Linked DNA regions of Homo sapiens: region 1 is linked to region 2. Evidence: chromatin loops called from intact Hi-C (ENCODE). Cell type or tissue: Caco-2. All regions are shown on one strand. Region 1 has its middle 19 kb from the start of MIR133A2. Region 2 holds the start of GATA5 (GATA binding protein 5).

The links. A loop is a pair of places that touch in the nucleus more often than their neighbours do. Peaks named below come from ENCODE experiments on the same cell type or tissue, not always from the same donor. Only the 100,000 strongest peaks of a DNase experiment are listed, where the experiment ranks them.
Region 1: it touches region 2 in a loop (10-fold over the local background); 1 of 110 quality-filtered maps calls a loop at or near these places.

Annotation. Positions count from the first base shown.
Region 1 is chr20:62,581,016-62,586,015 of GRCh38, reverse strand. No RefSeq gene overlaps it. Among named protein-coding and RNA genes, the nearest start is that of MIR133A2, 19 kb to the right of the region's middle. In Caco-2, a CTCF peak has its summit at 2,392 (motif pointing right); a DNase peak (open chromatin) is centred at 2,388.
Region 2 is chr20:62,475,408-62,480,407 of GRCh38, reverse strand. GATA5 (GATA binding protein 5) reads left to right here and starts at 4,413. Exons shown (of 7, transcript NM_080473.5): 1 at 4,413-4,478; 2 at 4,866-5,000. The coding sequence starts at 4,887. In Caco-2, a CTCF peak has its summit at 2,096; DNase peaks (open chromatin) are centred at 443 and 2,086.

The DNA.
Region 1 (5,000 bases), 110 kb before region 2:
TCCTGGAAGCACAGGGGATTCAAGGTGTCCTCACTCGTAGTTCCAGAGCCCACAGCAACACAGGACATGCAGGCTGCAACTGTGAATTGTGTGTGAATTGCTTTCCTGAAAGAGGCCCTTCTGCAAAGCTGCCAGACCCGGGGGTGGGTCGGACCCGGGGCCCTGCGAGGCTCGGCCACCTCTCTGCCTGGGTCTGAGCTTGACCAGGCGGGTGTCAGTGGAACGTGCCTTTGCAGAGCGGCGCTCCAGGGCTCAGTGCACCACACTGGCTCTGCCGTCCCTATTCCATAGAGGAGAAAAATGAGGTCCCGAGAGGAGCAGCAGCTTGCCAGGGTCACATGCTGGAAATGAAGCCAGGCCTAGCCCCGTCCCCCCGCGCGTGTCCGGCTGAGCTTCCTGAGGAGCAGTGGCCACATCCACACTGCACCAAACCCTCCTGCAGCCGGTTCTCACCGGAGAGACAGTCCCCATGTCAGGGCGGGTGAGCAGCCACCCGCAGAGTGTGTGTGTGTGTGTGCACGCGTGGGGGATGTGTGTGTGTGTCATGTGAGGGACGTGTGTGGGTGTGTGTGTCACGTGAGGGATGTGTGTGTGTCATATAAAGTGTGTGTCACGTGAGGGATGTGTGTGTGTGTTATGTGAGGGATGTGTGTGTGTCATATAACGTGTGTGTGTGTTATGTGAGGGGTGTGTGTGTGTTATGTGAGGGATGTGTGTGTCACATGAGGGATGTGTATGTGTCACGTGAGGGATGTGTGTGTCACGTGAGGGGTGTGTGTGTCATATAACGTGTGTGTGTCACGTGAGGGGTGTGTGTGTCATATAACGTGTGTGTGTGTTATGTGAGGGATGTGTGTGTGTCACGTGAGGGATGTGTGTGTGTGTCATGAGGGACATGTGTGGGTGTGGGTGTGTCACATGAGGGATGTGTGTGTGTGTCATGTGAGGGATGTGTGTGTGTCACATAAGGGATGTGTGTGGGTGTGTGTGTCACATGAGGGATGTGTGTGGGTGTGTGTGGGTGCATGAAGGATGTCATCCCTGTTCCGTGGCCCAGACATGCCTCACCTCACGCAGCCCTGTGCTCCGGGAAGGTGGGTCTGGTCCCGTGGCCCTAGCTGGCACTCCTCTGTCCCCTCCCATCTTGGGGTTTAATCGCCTCCAACTGTCCAGGTCCAGCTGAGGAGCCGCCTCTCCCAGGGCCATTCCTGATCCCCAGGGACCACTCCCCTCTGACCTCCCTGAGCACACATCTTTGTTGGAGGCATTTGTCACCCTGTCATCTGGAGACAGTGACTTCCTCTCATGAGAAGGGGAGCTCCTCGAGGGCAAGGCCTCTCTGTCCATGCGCCCCGGGAGCTGTCTCACGCTGGACCCAGCACGCGGTGGGGGCTTGGTAAGAATGGACTGACCCGGGTCTCTGAATGAGTGAAATTTAAATGTCTGCCTTGTGAGTTGGGTTTTGAGTGTGGGGCTCCGGTTCACATCCCTGTTGGGTTAGCCCAGGGCAAAGCGAGGGTCACCCCCCAGGATCAGCTCCACGCTTGCCCTGAACACAAGAGCCACTGGTGTTCGGGAGAACACACTGTACCCCAGAGGGCACCCAAGTCCCAGGCAGCCAGCAGTTCTGGGGACAGCCTGGAAGGAATTCCCCTGCTCAAAGCTCCTTTCCATCATTTGGGCCTCATTTTACATGTTCCTTCCTCCAGGAAGTCCTCCCTGACCACCCACCAAACCAGGTAAGCAGCAAGTTACTTCTCCCCTCAAACTCAAAGCTGTCTCCGGCTTTCCAAGCCCCAGTTTCCTTGGGTCCCTCATGGCCAAGAAGCACAACATGAGATGTTCCCCATCGTGCCCCAACACTCGTGTGGACAGTCCAGGGTTGAGCTGACCTCTGCTGAACTGTGCGCGCTGGGGCAGGTGCTGCGCCTGAGCTGTGCGTGCCGGGGCAGGTGCTGGGTCTCCCGAAGCCTTGGGTTCCTGCCGTGTCTGAAGCTCACGATGCTGGGTCTTGGGCTTCCTTGCCAAATTGGACAGAAAATCTGTCCTAATTATTGGGAATAATAAGGCCCTTGGAATCTCTTTGCTGTGGAACTTGAAAGACCATCCCCCCCCACCCCCGCACCCATTGCCACGAGGGTGATGGTCACTTTATGTGTCCACTCGGCTGCACCACGGTGCCCAGCTGTTGGCCACACACCTGCCTCGGTGCTGCTGTGCAGGTGTTTTCTGGCAGGATGAACACTTAGCTCAGCAGGTTTTGAGGTAGGAAAGTGACGCTCCACCATGGGGGTGGGCCTCGTCCCAGCAGCTGAGGCCTTGAGAGCAAAGACCGAGGTTTCTGGAAGAAAACGGGATTCTCCTCCACAAGATGGCAATGTGGAAGCCGTGCTGAGTTCCCAGCCTGCCGCCCTGCGGAATTTGGACTCAGATGGCAGCATCAGCTTCCCTGGACTTCCAGCCAGCTGGCCTGCCCTGCAATTGCCAGTCCCCACAATCATGTGAGCCAATTCATTAAAACCAATCTCTCTTATTCTTGATAGATAGAAAGAAAGAGAGAGAGAGAGAGAAAGAAGAAAGAAAGAAAGAGAGGAAGGAAGGAAAAGAAAGATAGAAAGAAAGAGAAGGAAAGAGAGAGAGGAAAGAAAGAAAGAAGAAAGAAAGAAAGAAAGAAAGAAAGAAAGAAAGAAAGAAAGAAAGAAAGAAAGAAAGAAAGAAAGAAGATGGATAGCTAGCTAGCTAGCTGGATAGATGGATGGATGGATAGATAGATGAATAGATGGATAGATAGATGGACAGATACATAGATGGATGGATGGATGGATAGATGAATAGATGGATGGATGGATGGATAGACAGATGGATAGATGGATAGATACATAGATGGATGGATGGATACATAGAATCAATAGATTGATTCATAAAGACAGAGAGAGGTGGACATGGATCCTACTGGTTCTGTTTCTCTGGGGAGCCCTGACTGACGTGGCTGGTCCCCCACACTGACAAGTAGACTGGCTGTTCGGTCAGGATTGGATGTGGCAGGGTTTGGTGCAATGTGGATGTGGCTGGCTCCTTAGGAAGCTCAGCCAGACATGCACAGGGGGGTGGGGCTGGGCCTGGCACCATTTCCAGTATGTGACCCAGGCAAATTCCTTCTCTCAAACTCAAAGCCATCTCTGGCTTCCCAAGCCCCAGTTTCCGTGGGTCCCTCATGGCTGAGAAACACAACATGAATTCAGAGGGAAGAGAAGAGCTGAGAACTGGCTCAGAGGCAGAGGCCACCCCCCAGCCTCTCGTGTTCCACCCTGTCCTCAGCGATGGGGACACAGAGGCCAGAGAGGCCCCTGCCTTCTTCAAGGTCATGGCTTGGAACAATGAGCAGTTCCAAAATTCACATATGTCCTTCTCCAGGCTCCCCAGCTGCCCTTCAGAGTGCTGGATTTCTCCACCTTTCCACCGTCTTCACCGCCTTCCACTGCCTTTCCACTGCCTTTCACCCCACAGTCTCTCCCGTCGGGGCTCCTTCCTCTCCGTCCCTCCGAGGGTCCGCTGCCCTTCCGCGGGATGGGATGGATCCTTCCAGCCCGGGGGCGGCAAAAGGTGCAGGTGGGGGCGGGGCGCGGGGGCGGGGCGGGGGCTACAATTTGTTAGGCTCCATGTGACTGTGTGCTGAGCTCCTCTAAGAGGCCTGGGGGCTGGGCAGTGACTGGCGTGTGCCCCGGAGTGCGGGGGCAGGGGGCTTGCCTCTCACTCCACGCCCAAGTTCCTGGGTGAATGCGTTCTGGGCAGCCTGGGTTTGTGGGTCTGAATCACAGAACTTCAGATCACACCTAGGCTGGAGGCCAACCCCGGCTGCAGACTCGGGGGAACGTCCTGAGCGCTTTCTTTTTAAACAGCTTTGACATGTGCAGCAAATAAGAGTTGAGTGAGGGATCCGCAGTGCCCTTGTGACGTCCTCCTGGAGAAGGGGCATTCACCACCCTCGCGGGCTGGGTTCCTGGCCACGCCTGCCCACCTGCCGGCCCGCCTGGGGCAGCTCTGGCAAACCCGGGGTGACCTGGGGGGGCGTGGAGGAGTGGCCCGATTTCTCCCGACCTGGGATCTGTACCTCCTCGCCTGAGACTTTCTTTCCAAAATTTCTAAATAAGAGCAGCCCTCACAGCTAGTTTCACATTCCCACCATCAAGAAAAGTGTGGAATAAAACTAAACCTACTGACTCCTCCTGTCCCCACCCCCAAATAGCCTCATTCAGCAGTTTCTCCGAAGCCTTCAGAGCAGTTTTCATTCAAACTTGCATGTAATTGTTGCTGCTTTAAAGAGAATCGCCCACAGCACGTAACACACAGCCTCTGGGTGCACGCAGGCCCAGGGGACGCTCGCAGGCCCGGCATGGGGTGGGGGGCATGCAAGCCCGGGGGGTGCCCGCAGGCCGGGTGCGGGGGGGCGGTGGCGCACGCAGGCTCAGGGGACGCACACAGGCTGGGTGGTGGTGGTGGGGGGTGATGCACGCAGGCCCGGTGTGAGGTGGGGGGACCTGGCGTGGGGTGGGGGAGTACGCAAGCCCAGGGGGTGCGCGCAGGCTGGGGGGGTGCATGCAGTCCCAGCGTGGGGTGGGGGGCATGCAAGCCTGGAGGGTGCATGCAGGTCCAGCATGAGGTGGGGAGCATGCAAGCCTGGGGGGGTGCGCGCAGGCTGGGGGGGTGCATGCAGTCCCAGCATGGGGTGGGGGGCATGCAACCCCAAGGGGTTGCACGCAGACCCTCCGCAAGCGCTGCAGCTACTGCTGTCCCTGGTGTGGCTGTGCCAAGATTTACTCACCGGGTCCCCACTGTCATTGCGGACACCAGCCGAGGGAGCCTCCTCAGCCCAGGAGCTCCCTCCTAGGGATGCGTCCAGGCAGGGAGGGCATGCCCGTGAGGGGGAGGCAGCTGGGCCTGGGCATCCACAGGCCTCAGGGTCAGGGGTTGAGGAGGGACTAGGCTTCCCTGTCAGCCCC
Region 2 (5,000 bases):
TCCTTATCCTCCTGAACAATGAGACTGTTTTCTTTCCCTTGATAAGTATGTCTGAGTTAAGGGTTCCCAAGCTGGGGGCGGGCAGGATGGGGGTTATGTGGGCACTGCTAGGAAAATGACAGCAGGAAACGAAACCCAGAGCCTGATGGTTTGAGCCTTCCTCCCCCAACCCCAATGCCAGCCCCCCCAACACCTGCCCCCTCTCACCCCAGCCCCACCCAAACACCTGCCCCCTCTCACCCCAGCCACCCCCCAACACCTGCCCCCTCTCACCCCAGCCACCCCCCAACACCTGCCCCCTCTCAGCCCAGCCGCACCCCAGGCCACTCAGGCCCCCAGAAGCCCCTCACAGCCCAGGACTCATGGAACTTAACTCTGTATGGTCACCAGGGGGTTAACATGCCCACCCTCTTATCTCACTGGGGGTGGGGTCCCCGCCTTAGAGGTGTGTCTTCCCAGGCCAGCCATGGCAGGTCCCTGGGTCCCAGTGAACCAGGGAAGCCTTCAGGAGAGAGGGGTCACCCATGGCAGGGCCAGAAATTCCTTCCTGGTCTTTGTCACTTCCCCTGGCTCCCCGGCTCTCAGGGCCCTGGGCACACAGCTCAGAGCCTCCATCCCTGCACTGGGTTTTATCTCAGACAGCATTAGCCCAATGCCTGCTGCATGCCCATCCCGGGTCAGACGCCCTTAGTACCCAGTCCCACTAATGCCTCCCCAAAGCCACCGTGAGAGGCAGGCACTATCATCACCCCCACCTTACAGAAGAAGCAGCTCACCCAAGGCCACACAGCCCGGAGATGCCAACGCTGAGTCCCAAAGTTCTGACTGTGCCCGCTCGATGCCCTGACCCGCTGTTCCTGAAGCTGTTCTCCTGACTCAGCTTCTGCTAAGGTGACAAGACGGAGGCACACAGCCATCTGACCACACCGCACAATGAGGCACCAGGAAGGGGAGAGCAACGTAGGGGAAGGGACAGGAAGGGACCTGCAAGACGGGCCTTGAAGGATGTGTAGGAGTTTGGCAAGAAGAGAAGAGGGCAAAGGGCCCATTCAGGAAGCAGCATGGGCGGGGTCCAGGGGAGAAGAGGGCTTGCTGCTGGGTGGGGTAGCCTGGTGGACTGGGTCACCTGGCTCAGGGGCCACCTCCTTCCTGAGGGGCCCAGAGCACCGGGAGTGGAGAGCTGCACGGAAGCATGGTTCGTGGGGATCGAGGACGTCGGGGGCACCTGGGTTTTGAGGTTTGAGCCGAGACTCCTCACTTTTTGGCTCAAGTAGAAACAGGTCTGAGAGGGGGTCCAGATACTGTCACAGACAACCCCCACGGATGGGTGCCCACCCCCACCAGTCACTGTGGAGGCAGCTGGATCCACGTGGAAAACACGCCACCAGTGGCTTCTGCTGCTGCTGCAGAGCAGGTGAGCTTGTGACTCGCCTAGCAGGGCACCAAGTGACCAGAACAGCCCCGGACCCCCAGCCCTGTCCTGCCTTGTGTGGGGCGCCGCCTCGGAGGAGCCTTCGAAGGGTAAATTTTCCCTTCCCCGCCCTTCATGGAGGCCCAGGGTTTAATACAAATGTCCATTGTAGATATTTATTAACTCAAGAAAGCAACCAACCACTATCACTCAGAGACTCCCTTCTTTGTTTTAATTGGCTTGTTTAATTGCTAGCTGTGTGGCCTGGGGCAGGTTAGCTCACCTCTCTGCGCTCCATTTCTCCATCTGTATATAGGAATGATAATGTGATCTGTTGCATAAGACTGATGTGAGGACTAAATGGAAATGTCAGGACAAAGCACAGCACCCGGGCAATGTTGGTGTTTCCTATTCAAGAACTTTACAGATTTTATTGCAAGTAAAAAGCACGAATCCCTCCCCGATTCGTCCTGCAGGGTCCCAGGTTTGCTGTGGTTCTTTTCTTGTTCTCTAGACTTTTCTTGGGGTTAGCGGTGGCTCAGCCCCCAGCAGGTCACAAGTGTCCCTTTTTACTTCTCTTCGTTCTTGGTGCTCATGAGGGCTCGGTAACCCGGGCTTTGAGGGCAGAGGGGTCAGAGCTTGGGTCCAACCAGCTTTGCTGCGCTAGAGCCCTCTGCAGCCGCTTGGACTGCACTGCGCCCTCTCGCCCGCACCGAGGCCCCGGCACCTCTCCACCCCTTCGTGGAGTGCACTGCCATCCACAGACAAAGTCTGCACGTGTGGGGTCAAAGAGAGACCCTCGCGGAGACCCAGAGTGCCGGGAGAGCAGAAGGCAGGGGAGTCCACACAGGGCAAGCAGCAACCAGGCTTCTGAGGACAGGAAAGGAGGGAGCATCTGGTGGGAAGCTGGCGAGGAGGGGCTGGGAGCTGGTAAAGGGGTAACGGAAGGTCGCCTAGCTCCCTACCCCAATGGCAGCCGACCCCCACCCCAGCCTGCCGCGCTGCACCCTCTCCTGCACAGGCCTGAACCTGCTGCGGAACCGTCTGTGGGGTCCCAAGTCCACCACAGACCAGGGGCTTCAGCCTGCTGCCTTCCCAGACGCAGGGACCCTGGACGCCTCCACAAGCACCCTGAATCCTTATCTGCTGTGGGCGAAGAGGAAAGGCCAGGAATAAGGGCGCATGTGGGGCACCCCAGCTCTTCCCAGACGGACAGCGCCGGCTGTCCAGACCCCCGTGGGGGGGATCCAGTGACACCCACCCCGACGGCCCCACATCGCCGCCTTCCTGCCTTCCCAGGTCTTCACCCTTCACCAGCGTCCTCTCCGAGCCCTGACTGACAGGAGTTGAGGGCCCGTTTCTGCAAGGAAGAACTTTCATGCGGTGGCTCCCGCCTGTAATCCCAGCACTTTGGGAGGCTGAGGCGGGCGGATCATCTGAGGTCAGGAGCTCGATGAGACCAGCCTGACCAACATGGTGAAACCCCGTCTCTACTAAAAATACAAAAATTAGCCGGGTGTGGTGGCGGGTGCCTGTAGTCCTAGCTACTCAGGAAGCTGAGGCAGGAGAATCGCTTGAACCTGGGAGGCGGTGAGCTGAGATCGCGCCGCTGCACTCCAGCCTGGGAGACAGAGCGAGACTCCGCAAAAGGAAGGAAGGGAGGGAGGGAGGGAGGGAGGGAGGGAGGGAGGAAAGAAAGAAAGAAAGAAAGAAAGAAAGAAAGAAAGAAAGAAAGAAAGAAAGGAAGGAAGGAAGGAAGGAAGGAAGGAAGGAAGAAAGAAAAAAGAACTTTCATGGCCACCACGCCTGGGTCCACCCGGTGTGCTCCGAGAAAGAAAGAAAGAAAGAAAGAAAGAAAAGAAAGAAAGAAAGAAAGAAAGAAAGAAAGAAAGAAAGAAGGAAGGAAGGAAGGAAGGAAGGAAGGAAGGAAGGAAGGAAAGAAAGAAAGAAAGAAAGAAAGGAAGGAAGAAAGAAAAAAGAACTTTCATGGCCGCCAAGCCTGGGTCCACCCGGTGTGCTCCGAGAAAGAAAAAAGAAAGAAAGAAAGAAAAGAAAGAAAGAAAGAAAGAAAGAAAGAAAGAAAGAAAGAAAGAAAGAAAGAAAGAAAGAAAAAAAGAAAAAAAGAACTTTCATGGCCGCCAAGCCTGGGTCCACCCGGTGTGCTCCGAGCCCGCCGTTCCGTTTCCCGCAACCTGCGGAGCTGCTCCGCGGCAGCGGCGCCTCCATGCAGCCCTCACCGGGAGTGCGAGCGGGACACGGTTCCCTGACCTGGGTCGCCTCCTACCCACACGCATTTCTGGCGCCTGGAGGAAACTCTTCCCGAGTCCCCGAGAGCCGGCTGAGAGCCCCACCGGGGTTGGGGCCTTCGAGCCTGGCACCCAGATCGGGCCTTAGAGGCTGGACCCTGCCCACCTCCCACTGGGACCCCGAGCCTTGTGGCCCCGCTTGCTCAGAAACCGAGGAAATCGCGGGGCTCCCGCCAGTGCACCCCGTCCCAGTCCAGCGACCCGAGCCGGCCGTCCCTATGGAAGCCGGTTCCCTGCACCGAGCCCCGGGTGCGGCCACGCAACGAGGGGGCCCACGGGGTTCCACCGCCGCGTGTCCATCGGTGAGCGGGGCCGGGATCACCGACTCAGCCACCAGACACGGAGCCCGTCTTTAGGCCAGCCTTCGGCGGGGGCCGGGGCAGGGAGGCAGAGGGCTCGGGACTCGCACAAACTTGGAGAAGTCTCTGCGCCCGACTCCCCGGGGCCCACGAAGCCCTCGGCCCGCCCGTCTAGCTGCACTGGTCCGGGCTCCGCGCTGGCCGCCCCGTGTCGTGCGTCCTTGTCGCCAAGCCCCGCGAGCAGGGCCTGCCAGGGTCACGTGGCTCTACGGCCGGAGCCCCAGCGCTGACCCTGCGGGGAAGAAGGGGCGGGCGCGGGGAGGGAAGGGGCGGCGCGGCGGGGGCGGGCCGGGGCGGCGCGGAGGGGGCTGCGGAGCCTCAGCGGCCCGGGCTTCCAGTCTTCGGCCCGCCGGTCGCCGACCCACCGCCACCGCCGTGCCCTGCCGCCCTCCCTGCCCGCTGGTGAGTGCTCCAGCCCGGGCTGCAGCCGCGCGCCCCTCCCCACCCGGCCCCTCCCAGCGCGGCGGGGCCCCGCTCTCCAGGCCCTGCGTCCTGCGGCCGCGCCAGGCCCGTCCTTCCCAGGCCCCCACCGAGCTCACCCCGGGGACCTCCGAAGCCCGGTCGGGGAGGAGGTGGGCTCGGCGTTGTGACTGCCCCGGGGATGACGCGCTGGCCTCTCCCATCCCCGCGGTTCCTCTCCCTCGGGTTCGGGGACCCGCCCCGCGAACGTCCCGGGCTGGGGACTGGGAAGCGCTGCCCGAAGCGGCGGCACCTGCCCGGCATAAGCTCGGGCGCTGGCGGAGGGCGCAGAGCTCCCGTGACCTCCACACCTGTCCCTCTTCCCTGCAGGTCAAGACCACGCCTGGGAGGATGTACCAGAGCCTGGCGCTGGCCGCGAGCCCCCGCCAGGCCGCCTACGCCGACTCGGGCTCCTTCCTGCACGCTCCGGGCGCCGGCTCTCCGATGTTTGTGCCGCCGGCGCGC